3 separate regions of the Homo sapiens genome follow, and regions 1 and 3 are each linked to region 2. Evidence: chromatin contacts called from ENCODE Hi-C or POLR2A ChIA-PET data. All regions are on one chromosome and are shown on one strand. The core of a region is the stretch at or near the end of the contact, and the rest is flanking DNA. Distances in the headings are between cores, read along the strand shown. Region 1 holds the start of LINC01451 (long intergenic non-protein coding RNA 1451). Region 2 holds the start of SNAPC4 (small nuclear RNA activating complex polypeptide 4). Region 3 overlaps CCDC187 (coiled-coil domain containing 187).

Region 1 (3,510 bases), core at 445-2,944, 220 kb after region 2:
CGGGGCGTGTCTGTCCCAATCTCCTCTTCTTACAAGGACGCCAGTCATATTGGATCAGGGCCACCCTGTCTTACCTTGACAACCTTTACCTGTCTCCAAACACAGTAGCACACTGGGGCCCTGGGTGCTAGGGCTTCAGCTTGTGAATCTGAGGGCCTTTGTCTGCCCAGGCACTGCCTCCAATAGAACCTTTGGTCCTGCAGGCCGGCAGGTGCCTCTGCCTCCATGCAGCCTGGCCTTAGCCCTGCCTTCATTCCACCTCCCCTCTGGGACTAGGGATGGTGCTGGGAGGCCAGACAGGCTTTGGGGAAGTTACCTGACCTCTCTGAGCCACGAGGTCTTCATTTACAGGATGTGGCTGTGTGTCTCACTGTGACTCTGGGGAGGGACAAGGCTTAGTCAGTGCCTGCCCGGACGCCCACACCCAGCACACAGTAGGTGCTCAGAAAACGCAGCCCAGATTGTTGGAGGCAGAGGGACCCAGGGGCCCCTGGAACAAAGCCCTCGTTGAGCTGGTAGAGACCAAGGCCAGAGAGCCCTAGGCACCTCCCCCGTCTCCCAAGGCCTCTGGGGACCCCCTTTCCACCGAGACCCCTCTGCCCCTGCCCCTCCGGTGACTCGGTGGTTCCCACGTCAGTGACAGCAGGGCCCCTCCCGCCCAGGACAAGCACCACCGCAGGCTGGGGCTGCCTTTCCCTCCTCCGTCTCCCCTCTGCCCACTCGGATCCCACCAGCCTCCTCCAAGGGCCTGTCTGGCCTGCCCAGTCTGCGGGACTCCAGCCATGGTGACGATTCCCCACCATCTCTTGGGAAGGACTGGAGTCATGGTTCAGCTCCAACTGGGGGAGTGCTCCGGTTGCCAGCGGCCAGAGGACCCCGGGGTTGGGGCTGATCCTCGTCAGTCACCCCATCACCAGCTGAAGACCCCCAGCGCCTCCCATGCCCCCTGAGGTGAGGGGGCTGCCTGGAGCATGTGCCCCTGGGGTGACTCGTCCAGGCTACCAGAGAGGCTGCCCAGGAGCACCCGTGTGAGGGGCTGGCCTGGCTCCCATCGTCAGGCACGTGAGGCTGCATGGGGGCTGCATGGGACTTCGCGCCCTTGTCCCCAGGTAGAAGAAGGGGGCGCAGATACCCCCCAGGATGGTCACAGACCCTCCCCATCCCCCTCCAGGGCCAGGGCCAGGTGGTTCGCAGGCTGAGCCTGGGCTCCTGGATCTTGGAGACAGAGGAGACAAAGGAAGAGGTCTCCAGCCATCTGGGCCATTGGTGCACTTGGGGCCTGAGGTTTCTCCAGCCCGTCGGGATTGACCCCTGCTGTCCGAGTAGCCTGGGGTGTGGGCCCCCACCCTGTCCATCTCATATGTGTCCCCCCGGCTCCCCACCAGAGGGGATGAGTGTGTGGAAGGATGTCGGGGGGCTGCTTTGCTTTCTCAGGTCAAAGAAACATTGCCCTTGCCTTTCTGGAGCCCAGAGAAGTGGGTTCTCCAGGATCCAGCCCACGGAACATTCCAGAACCTGGTGGGGGGGGCCTCACCCCTCCCCTACCTCCCCATGGGGGTGATTTCCTCTGCTCGGCCACTCCCAGGCTCACCTCCAGAAGGTCCAGTTGCTGGACCAGGCAGGTCACAGGCCGAGCTCTGCTTCCAGCTGTCCAAACACACAGTGCCTGCAGGGCGACCTGGGGGTGATGGGGGTGTGGGATTGGGGGCTGGGGGCACAGGCCTGAGGGAGGGCCTTGCCCACTTCCCTGCAGGAGCCTCGGCCAGCCCTGCCTGTCTCTGATCTGTTGCCTCTTTGGGTTTAGGAAGTGCCAAAGAGGGCCATTATGGGGAGACCCTCAGGACTGCAGGGGGAGGGGCTGAGAGCCGTGCAGGAGATGTGGGCCGCCCACGGGGTGTGGCGGAGTGGGGAGGACAGGGCCCTTGGAGTTCGATGGCACTGGTGTGGGGACTGGCAGGCCCCAGGTCTGGGACCAGCACCCACACAGGAGACGCGAGCCCCAAACGGTATGGCGGGAAGTGGTGGGGCCCGTGTGCTGGGAACAGGTTCGTGCCTCCTGCAAGCTGTGCCGCCACGCTGGGCCAGGCTACTGAGTCGAGCAGCATCGGGTGGGCCTGGCCCTCAGGGGCTTTGCAGGGCCTGGGGCTGGTTGGAGCTGAAGGAGGCGGCCCCTCCAGACCAGGTGCCCTCCGGTGAGTGTCTCTGTCCTGTCCTCTCCCCTGTGAGTTGGAGAGAATGGCGGCACCCTGAGCCGCTGCAAAATGAAAGAGATCGTGGGTGAGAAGAGGCTCCTTGCTGGGGGCAGCTCTGTAGGCTCCTCTACTTGGGGCGATCGGGAGGCTCTGGAAAGAGCAGGCATCTGAGCTTGGCCGGAAGGCCTGGCCCCGGCGGCTGCTGCCCCTGGGACTCCCACATGAAGAGGCTGGGCAGGGGCGTGCCTGGAGGCCTCCCAGGCAGGTGCAGAGAGCGGCTGGCAGAGAGCTAGTGTGGAAACTGCCTTCCAGGGCAGTAAACTCCCCAGCAGCCAAAACCAGAAGGACATGAGAGGGCCCTAGGTGGGGCTGTCAGCCGGGCACCCACACCAGCCACAGCCAGCCTAGGAGAAGCTAGGGAAGAGGTGGGCTTGCCGAGGTGTATGGAAGAGGGTTTGGGCTGAAGGAGAGGTCATTCTTTTAAAGGAAAAGGCGACACAAACTCAGAGTCACTGTCAGCACGTGGTGTCTGGCCTGCTGTCACCTGGGGGAAAGGCACAGGTGCTGGGAAGTCCTGCCCGGCCGCTCTGCCTGTGTGAGAACCACCTGGGGGAGGCCTGGGGGGCCACCAGCCCCAGCGGGGATCTCCAGCCAGCCCAGCCCTGTTTTTTCCTCTCCTCCCACCTCCGCACTGGCCAATTTTCCTCTGTAGTGCAGGCATTACTTGCTGTTTTGTGAAGCACGTGCTGAACCCAGCGCAGGCCTGTGGCAGGTGCTGCCAGCCAAGACCTGCCTCGACGAAGGCCCCACACCAGGCACTTCTGCCGGGTGCGGCCCCTCGAGGCGCAGGAGCTGGTGGTGCAGGCAGCATGGAGGCCGGTTCCCGGGGCACAGCTCTCCTTGGAACTAAGTGAGACCTAAGTCCCACGTGGACGGGACCCTGGCCATCCCCCTGCACCCCTGCGTGGCCGTGGCCAGTCTCCGTGGGCGCCCACTGCTCCGTAAGCACCTGCCATCTTTCACTTCCTTATCCTGTGAGGGAAGTGGTGAAGAAGCCGAGGCTGCTGGCTGGGTCACACCACCAGCAAGTGGCAGAACCCCACCCAAGTCACACCGGCCCCGAGGCCAGGCTCTGAGCCACAGCCCAACAGCCGCAGCTGGGCCAGGACATGCCGGCTCTGGACGCAGGAGCACGGGGCAGTCTGGGCAGTGGAGACTCAGCCTGGGCGCCAGGACACTGCAGCCCCCACCTCAGATGTCCCCTGGGGCCAAGGAGGGAGTGTGAGGGAGGCGGGTCCCAGGAGAGGAGGCGGAGGCC
Region 2 (3,783 bases), core at 52-2,551:
ATGACACAGAGCCGGACCACAGAGGGCATTTGAGAAACGTTCACAGAGACACACACTGAGACTGCCCAGGTGGCAGGCACTAACAGCATGGTTGGGAAGGAAGCTCCCAAAGGGAAGGCTGGCTGTTCTCTGTACATCCAGAACAACGCCTGGAACGTGGCAGTGCCTGACACTAACAAATGTTTGTCAAGCTTTTTTCTTAGGAACTGTGGTCCAGGAAGTCTGAAGGGAGAAGGACGCTAGAGAGAGAGTGGGAGAATGAAACATTAGCAGAGAAAATCTAAAGGAATCACTAGCACAGACCCGGGAGCCCAAAACACCCAACAACAAAGAGAAACGCCCTCCCCCGTCCTTGGCGTGGCTCTCCCTGCTGGAGGCTGACTGGGGCCCTGCCCAACTGGAACAAAACCAAAGCATCCACCCGCGAGCACCGTTAGCCGCATCAGCAGCCCAGGTCCCCTCACTCCTTCACAAAGCCCCTTGTTTATGCCCGAAATGCTTGTGAACCTGTAAACTCAGTTAACAGCCGGCCAGAGGCAGAGCTGGCAGCGACCGCAGGCTGGTTCAGCGCCTCCGGGCCGGCGGAGACGCTTTCCTCTGGAAGCCTCACACGAGGCTGCTGCCTCCCCCTCCCCGTGTCGCTCAGGTGAGCAATGATCAGCAGGAAGGAGGTCAAAGTCACACGTGCTGAGCCACTGACATCAGGGGCTGTCCCTCTCCCCGCACCCCTCTCCCAAGGGCTGGTCATGAGGGCTGCCCACCAAGACGGAGCGCAGCAGGCGGTCCCTCCAGCCCCAGCTGCGGGGACGCCACCCAGACTCGGCTGGGCCCAGGGAACCCCAGGATGCGCCAGGACGATGGGCGTTTAGGCACTGGCTTGGGAGACAGACCCGGCCCAGGCCCAGTTCCGCCTCCTGCTCGCTGCGTGAACTGGGGAAACCCCCTCCGAGGCTCGGCCACCGCGGAATCGCCGGCGCAGTCCCCGAGACGCACGCGGGCGCCCTGCAGCCGGGGCCGCCCCGCCGGAGCCTCCTCGGAGCCCGCAGCCCGCTCCCAGCCGAGGGGCTCCCAGGGCCAGAATCCCCGCGCGCCCAGGCTCGGCCGGACGGGGGCCACGCCGGGCCTCAGTTTCCCCGACTTTGGGCGCTGCCCCGCCCCCGTCCCGGGCCTCGGCTATCCGCTCCTCGGGACAGCGCCCCCTCCACGGGGAGAGCCCTGAAGCTGCCGACGCCACCCGCGCCTCACCTGCTGGGCGCACACCTTACCTGGCCGCGCGGACCCCGCCGTCGCCCGGGCGACTGCAGACTCGACGCTTCCGGCGGCTGCAGAACAAGAGCGCCGCGCGCCGGAAGTCCCGCCTCCTGAGGCGCGGGGCACGCCGGGACGGCCGCTGCGGCCTGCCGGGACTAGAGAGGCGAACGGCTCGATGCTGCCCTCGCGCGGCCGCCCTGGGGGCCGCCTCCGCGCGCTCTGGAGGGGCGCGGGTGGACGCGGGACCTCAAGGCAGGGGACAGACAGGGACAGGCACCCGGCCACCTGGTCACGATCCGGAAGACCGGCCCTTACTGGCTGTGACCTTCGGCCATCGCTGGACCTCTCTGTGCTTGTTTCATCCTCTGTTAACGGACATGTTGGGGTTTGGTTAAGCAACGGATGAGAAAGTCTACGTGAAAGGCTTTTTCCCCAGCCTGCCCTGCATGCTCAGGATCGCCGAGGCCAGGCCGATCTCCAGGCACGTGCAGGAGACTGAGGCCAGAGGGTGGGGGCCCGCACCACACAAACTCGCTTCCCTGGTCACCTGTGCACACCCTCTGGGGTCTCCTGGCCTGGAGAGCTGCCCCGGGGCCCTCCCCTAAGTGGGCATTCATTCCTTCAGGAACGTGCCAGGGCTAACTCGGCCGGGAGCTGGGCAGGGGCCTACAGTTCCTGGCTCCTGAGAGCTTCTAAGTATCGGTGCTGCAAAGACATCCTGGGCCCAGCCAGTTGAGGGGGCCTCCACTCCAGCCTGGGGTGAGCTAGGGGCATCAGCTGGAGAACTATAAAGAGGGTTTGCCCTGCCTACCTAGGAGGTGGGCTTTTGGTGGCAAAGGGCTAGGCCCAGGTGAGGCCAAACTGGGAGCTAGGGATTGGCAAGAAACAGATGGAGGGGATGGAACCAGGCGGCTGGGGGCTCCTCGAGCGCCTCGTTTCAGTCCCTGCATCGGGCTTGAAATCTGGAGGCAGAAGGCAGGCACTAAATACCGCGCCACAAATTGTATTTTTAAACTTCTTACTATCAAACGCTTCAAACACAGACATCAAAAGAGAGGGGTGCGCAAAACCCACATGCCCATCCCCACCGCGCTTCCCTGGGCCCCACCTGCTCCATGAGCTGCTGGCATGAGGGCCAGGGGACCACCCCACTTCACACGCATCTGGTGGATGGGACCCGCCTGGCGATCTGGCCTTTGTGACCCCCACCCCATCAAATGCTGTCTCTCCCAAAGGGCCTCAGGGAAGGCCTGTGGCCTGAGGCATCCTCCCCAGATGCCCCCATCCTGCTGCTACAGGGCTCCCAGAGCTGCCTATACACTCAGAACCTCATTCCGGCACTTCCCAACCACAGCACCCTGTCTCAAGTCAGCTCTGCCAACAGAATCCAGAGCCTGCTTTCACCAACCAGCAGGAGCAGGAGGCGCATAGGGCTACGCAGCAGGACCGCTCCACAGTGACTGCTGGAAAGCTCTGGCCTTCACCTGTAGCTAAGGCTAGGGGTCTAGCAATTCAGACGCCTTGTTTGAAAAATTCAACCACATGATCCGAAAAGATGATCCAATGCTAGAATCCAGTCTGTCCAGCTCTGAAACGTGCAGCTGCGTGACTCACACGTCCATCACGTGTGGGTCCCAGTGGTCAGGCCCAGGCAGCAGTGGTCTGAGTCTGCCCCTAACCCCAAGGGCTGAGGACCTGGAGAGAATCTGCCAGCACAAGGCACCAGTTAGGGCAAGAGCAAGTGAGGTGTGGAAGCCCACGGCGTTCTCCAAGGACTGGCTAAGTCAGCAGAGAAGAGACAGTGCGGTGAACTACAGAATTTATTAAATAAGAAAGCTATCAATTGGAACAGGAGGAAAAAAAAGTTTTAAAAAAAATCTATAGGAAAATAGTCAAAAAAGCATTTAGTGCTCATCGCCGTCCCTCTGAGGGGGGCCGTCAGAAAGGCAACTGGGACCTGACAGACCCGGGCACATACTTGAAATTCCTGAATTCTAACCTGCATTGTACAAAATGCCACTTGAAACGTCCACCAGAACCCCCAGCCAAAGAGGCACATCTGGACAGCTTCACAGCACGGAACGTGTGACCTTGGTCCCCGTGGGTCCCGGAGGAGGACAGCAGCAGCCACGCGGTGGCCCCTGCGCACTCAGGCCATGACTGCAGGGACCACCCACTGGGGCCACAAGAGTGACCCGGGAGCCAGAGGGAGCCCTGAGCATCGGCGGAAGGCACAGGTCCCTGCCCGGGGTGGCCATCTCAGAGGCACATTTAGTGTTTGTTCTACTTATGAAATCAAGGACAACCAATTGTACTTATCTTACAACTGATGTTCTGGGATGGGACTGGAAAACATTGATTCCAGAACCACTCTTTTTCTTAAAATCACTGGCTTTTATGACAATGTCTTCCAAGAGCTCATTAGAATCTATAAGATCGCAGGAATTTCGCCAAGAAGGGCTGCATAGAAACCACAGAGACAACTCGGCCAGGGCTGCTCCCATTGTGGTGGCCAAGAACTGGCTGAGGGCA
Region 3 (3,691 bases), core at 1-2,500, 130 kb before region 2:
CACCAGGGAGGACGCAGCCATGCGTGGACAGGCTTGGAAGCCTTGGGGTGGCCAGATGGCCCAACCCGGGCTGTCACTCTTCCACCCCTCACAGCCACTTTTGGACTTTTGGGTCTAAAGAGACAAAGGCTAGCCGAGAGCCGCCCCTGCCACCCTGAAGGCCCAGCCCAGGCCAGTGGGTCCTCTGGGGAGGGAGGTGGGGGTCACCCACATCCACCCCCCACCCATCATGGAATAAACACCCTCAGTCTGGCCCGCTCAGACACCGGGTGAGGATGTTAACTGGAATCACCTTTCTGGAGACCAATGTGGCAGTATCAAGCGGCTTCCAGATGCATTCTCACTGACCCGGTCATTCCATTTCTAAGGTTTTACCTTAAGGAAATGATCTCTCTATCTTCATTAATAATGGCAAAACGTTGGAGACAACCTAGAGGCCCGGAGATCCGGGACAAGCGAAGGGAGTTACAGCCCTGTCTCTACGCCGGTGCGCCCTGTGTGTTATAGCGGTTATGTAGCTACACAGAAAGGTTTTCCTGACATATAAATTGAAAACGCAAGTTACAAAACAGCACGTACTGCCCATTTGCAAGTTGAAATAGCCATGTGTGTTTCTCCCCAAAACAGAGTATCCGCACTGGGCGTGGTGGCTCTCGCCTGTAATCCCAGCACTTTGAGAGGCCGTGGCTGGCGGATCAACTGAGGTAGGGAGTTCGAGACCAGCCTGACCAACATGGAGAAACCCCATCTCTACTAAAAATACAAAATTAGCTGGGCGTGGTGGCGCACACCTGTAGTCCCAGCTACTCGGGAGACTGAGGCAGGAGAATCCCTTGAACCTGGGAGGCGGAGGTTGCAGTGAGCCTAGATCGCGCCACGCGCCTCTACACTCCAGCCTGAGCAACAAGAGCGAAACTCTGTCTCAAAACAAAACAAAACAAAACAAAAAAACAAAGTATGCACAAAGATGATCTCAGAGGTCACCTTTGGAACGATGGGGGTATTTTTTTATTTGTGTATTGAGTACTTTACTGCCTTATGTAAGTTTCAGCAAACACCTATTACTGTTTGGACCAGTACCTCTTGTTTCTCAAAACGCTGTCGGGGCCACGGGCGGGACCCGGACGGGGCAGGGAGGGGGCGGGGCTACAGCAGGGCGGGGCTACAGCAGGGCGGGGCTACGGCGGGGCGGGGCCGGCGCCAGGCGCATGCGCTCACCCTCGTCGATGCTCCAGCCAGGCCAGCTCCGCGAGCGTTTTCTCCTGGAGCGCCATCTCTCGCAGGCGCAGCAGCGCGGCCTGGTGCTGTGCTCGCAGCTCCTCCTCCCGCAGGCTCCGCTCCAGCATCTGCAGCTTGAAGCGGCCCAAGGCCCCTAAAGCTCTGGGTTCGGTGCTTCCGGGCCTCGCGGGGCTCCAGTAGGGTGGGCCGCGTCACCGCCTAGCTTCTAGACCGCTCCCAGCACAGGCCACCGCCTCCGAGAAGCCCTCTCGGACTGCCCGCCCCTCCCATCCCCCTATGCCGCCCTCGCTTCCCCGACTGTGAGCTGGCGGGGCAGGCAGGATCTTTAGCATCTCGGCCTCACCACCAGCCCTGATCCAGGAAGCCCAGGCCACCTGCCCTAAAATATACAACCTGGGCGGGGGCTAACCCTGCCCAAAGCACCATGTTGAAATGCCTGCCCCCCTCTGTCACCCAGGGCGGGAGGAACGGGCTTGGGTAGCTGTCAGCTGGAAGAGCGGGTGACGCGATCGCCGGAAGAACCTCCCAACCCAGGACCTGCCTTGGCCCTTCTTAGTGGAAGGACAGTTGGGTCCGGGGCCCACTACCAGGGCCGTGCTGGGTCCTGAAATTGTGCCTCTCCCCCAGGGGACCTCTCCACGTACCTGGTGGGTGGGGTTGTCCGGAGGGAAGAACTTGGCCAGGGGAAGCTGGGAGAGGGCTCCGTCAGGGCCCTCCACCTCTGAGGAAGGAAGCGCCATGGTTGGGTCATGTAGGGGGTCTGAGTGCCCCGTGTCAGGGGCCATTTCTACCGGAGGGCCTCATAAAAGTAGGAGGTCTAGGGCAGTTTAGTGTCCCCATCCCATCCCGGACACACAGGGCTTCACGCAGAATCCACAAGACCACGCGGGAAGGGACAGGCAGTCTCTTGATGTGAAGTTGTGGTTTGTGACCCTACTGATCATGGGAAAGACCAGACCAAAAGTAGAGGAAGCTCAGGGAGACAGCCCAGCTGCTCTGCGTCTACAGGCTTCTAAAGGAGGGGAGAGTGAGGCCCAGAGAGGGAGAAGGGCTGTCGGGGTCTAGCACCAAGGAGCTGGCAGGTGACAGCAGATCCCAGATCCCCAGCTGAAGTAGCTGACCTGCTGCCGACCTCTGCTGGCCATGCTTCTGTTCTGAGTGATGGAAAAAGGAGCCTGTACTTCAAGCGATCCTTAAGGACGTTCCCTCCCACCAAAGACAGAGCAAAAGGGACTGGATTTTGGCTTTGCCATCCCATCTGCAACAACTGAAAAAATCACGTAAATACACACACACATGTGTGTTTATATAGAGATATGTGTGTGTATACATATATATATATTTTTTCACACACACATATGAAATAACAGTTTTCCAGGCACTGGACTTGAGGCAACATAGCACAGTGATCCCTGAGAGACAGAAAACAAAGGAGGGGAGGAGACTTGCGATGCTCACGGCTTACTGCCTCAGAGAGTTGCCAGGCTATGGTGAGGGAGGGGAAGCTGGCTGAGCTGGAGGACTCCCTGGGTAGAGGAGACAGCAGAGAGTCTGGGAGGACCAAGGCAGCTGGAGTTTGTGGGGGCAGAGTGTCAGAGAGGAGAGAGTCGCACAGAGAGAGGACCTCTGAGATGTATCAAGTGTCCCTCTGGAGTATTCAGTAGAGAACTGATGGATGAATGCGTGTCAAGAAGCTACCAGATGCTGGGACAGAAGCGTTCCGGGGGACTGGAAGCCTGGTAATGACGCCTGTTTCCAGTAGTCAGGCTGGAGGACCTTAGGACTCCCAGGTCACTGGGCAGGCAGTGTACACAGAACGTTCTTGCCTTGACTGTCGGAAATGATTAGCCCCAGGCTGAGCACTGATCCAGATCGACCTAACACACTATTAATGAAAAGTCTGAAAGGACCAAATTACTTCTAAATAACTGCAGTCCCGAAGAAAGCTTAAGAATGTTTATAGGGGCCAGTGCGGTGGCTCACGCCTGTAATCCCAGCACTTTGGGAGGCCAAGGTGGGTGGATCACGAGGTCAGGAGATGGAGACCATCCTGGCTAACATGGTGAAACCCCGTCTCTACTAAAATACAAAAAATTAGCTGGGCGTGGTGGTGGGCGCCTGTAGTCCCAGGTACTCGGGAGGCTGAGGCAGGGGAATTGCTTGAACCTGGGTGGTAGAGGTTGCAGTGAGCTGAGATTGCGCCACTGCACTCCAGCCTGGCAACAGAGTGAGACTGTCTCAAAAGGAAAAATTAAAAAAAAGGAATGTTTACAAGAATACAAAAATATCTAGCACTCAGCAAGGTAAAATTCACAGGGCCCAGAAGATATGCAAAGAAACCAGAAAAACACAACCAGTAATGAGCAGGATAATTTATTAACAGTATCCCAGGCTTGACGTGGGTGTGAGAATTGGCAGAGAAGGACATTAGAAGTTTCGTAACTCTATCGCA

Evidence for each region. A loop is a pair of places that touch in the nucleus more often than their neighbours do. ChIA-PET counts read pairs that join two places held with the same protein, here RNA polymerase II (POLR2A). Pooled maps may share reads with other maps.
Region 1: a loop to region 2 is called in a pooled map, with 2.4 times the contacts of the local background. The contact joins the promoter of LINC01451 here to the promoter of SNAPC4 in region 2. A Hi-C loop is called at or near these places in 1 of 50 pooled maps. POLR2A ChIA-PET finds 5 or more read pairs at or near these places in 2 of 52 experiments (A549 and activated naive CD4-positive, alpha-beta T cell).
Region 3: a map of B cell shows a loop between it and region 2 (22-fold over the local background). The contact joins the enhancer-like site here to the promoter of SNAPC4 in region 2. A Hi-C loop is called at or near these places in 2 of 168 maps with a recorded cell type or tissue (B cell and CD4-positive, alpha-beta memory T cell), 1 of 37 single-sample maps with no recorded cell type and 9 of 50 pooled maps. POLR2A ChIA-PET finds 5 or more read pairs at or near these places in 1 of 52 experiments (naive thymus-derived CD8-positive, alpha-beta T cell).

What each region holds. Positions count from the first base shown.
Region 1 is chr9:136,615,487-136,618,996 of GRCh38, forward strand. It overlaps LINC01451 (long intergenic non-protein coding RNA 1451), which reads right to left and starts at 1,695. Exons shown (of 3, transcript NR_135288.1): 1 at 1-1,695. RefSeq lists a silencer at 1-125.
Region 2 is chr9:136,398,869-136,402,651 of GRCh38, forward strand. SNAPC4 (small nuclear RNA activating complex polypeptide 4) reads right to left here and starts at 1,302. Exons shown (of 24, transcript NM_003086.4): 1 at 1,266-1,302. ENTR1 (endosome associated trafficking regulator 1) reads right to left here. Exons shown (of 10, transcript NM_001039707.2): 10 at 3,054-3,783. RefSeq lists silencers at 960-1,069, 1,140-1,269, 1,340-1,549, 1,700-1,749 and an enhancer at 1,515-2,451.
Region 3 is chr9:136,266,166-136,269,856 of GRCh38, forward strand. CCDC187 (coiled-coil domain containing 187) reads right to left here. Exons shown (of 26, transcript NM_001378188.1): 15 at 1,884-1,960; 16 at 1,219-1,346. Among named protein-coding and RNA genes, the nearest start is that of QSOX2, 22 kb to the left of the region's middle. RefSeq lists silencers at 1,072-1,231, 1,296-1,671 and an enhancer at 1,472-1,541. Within about 2 kb of position 1,251, at least 13 of the 41 ENCODE cell types and tissues checked have a DNase peak (open chromatin) inside an H3K27ac peak, as active enhancers do.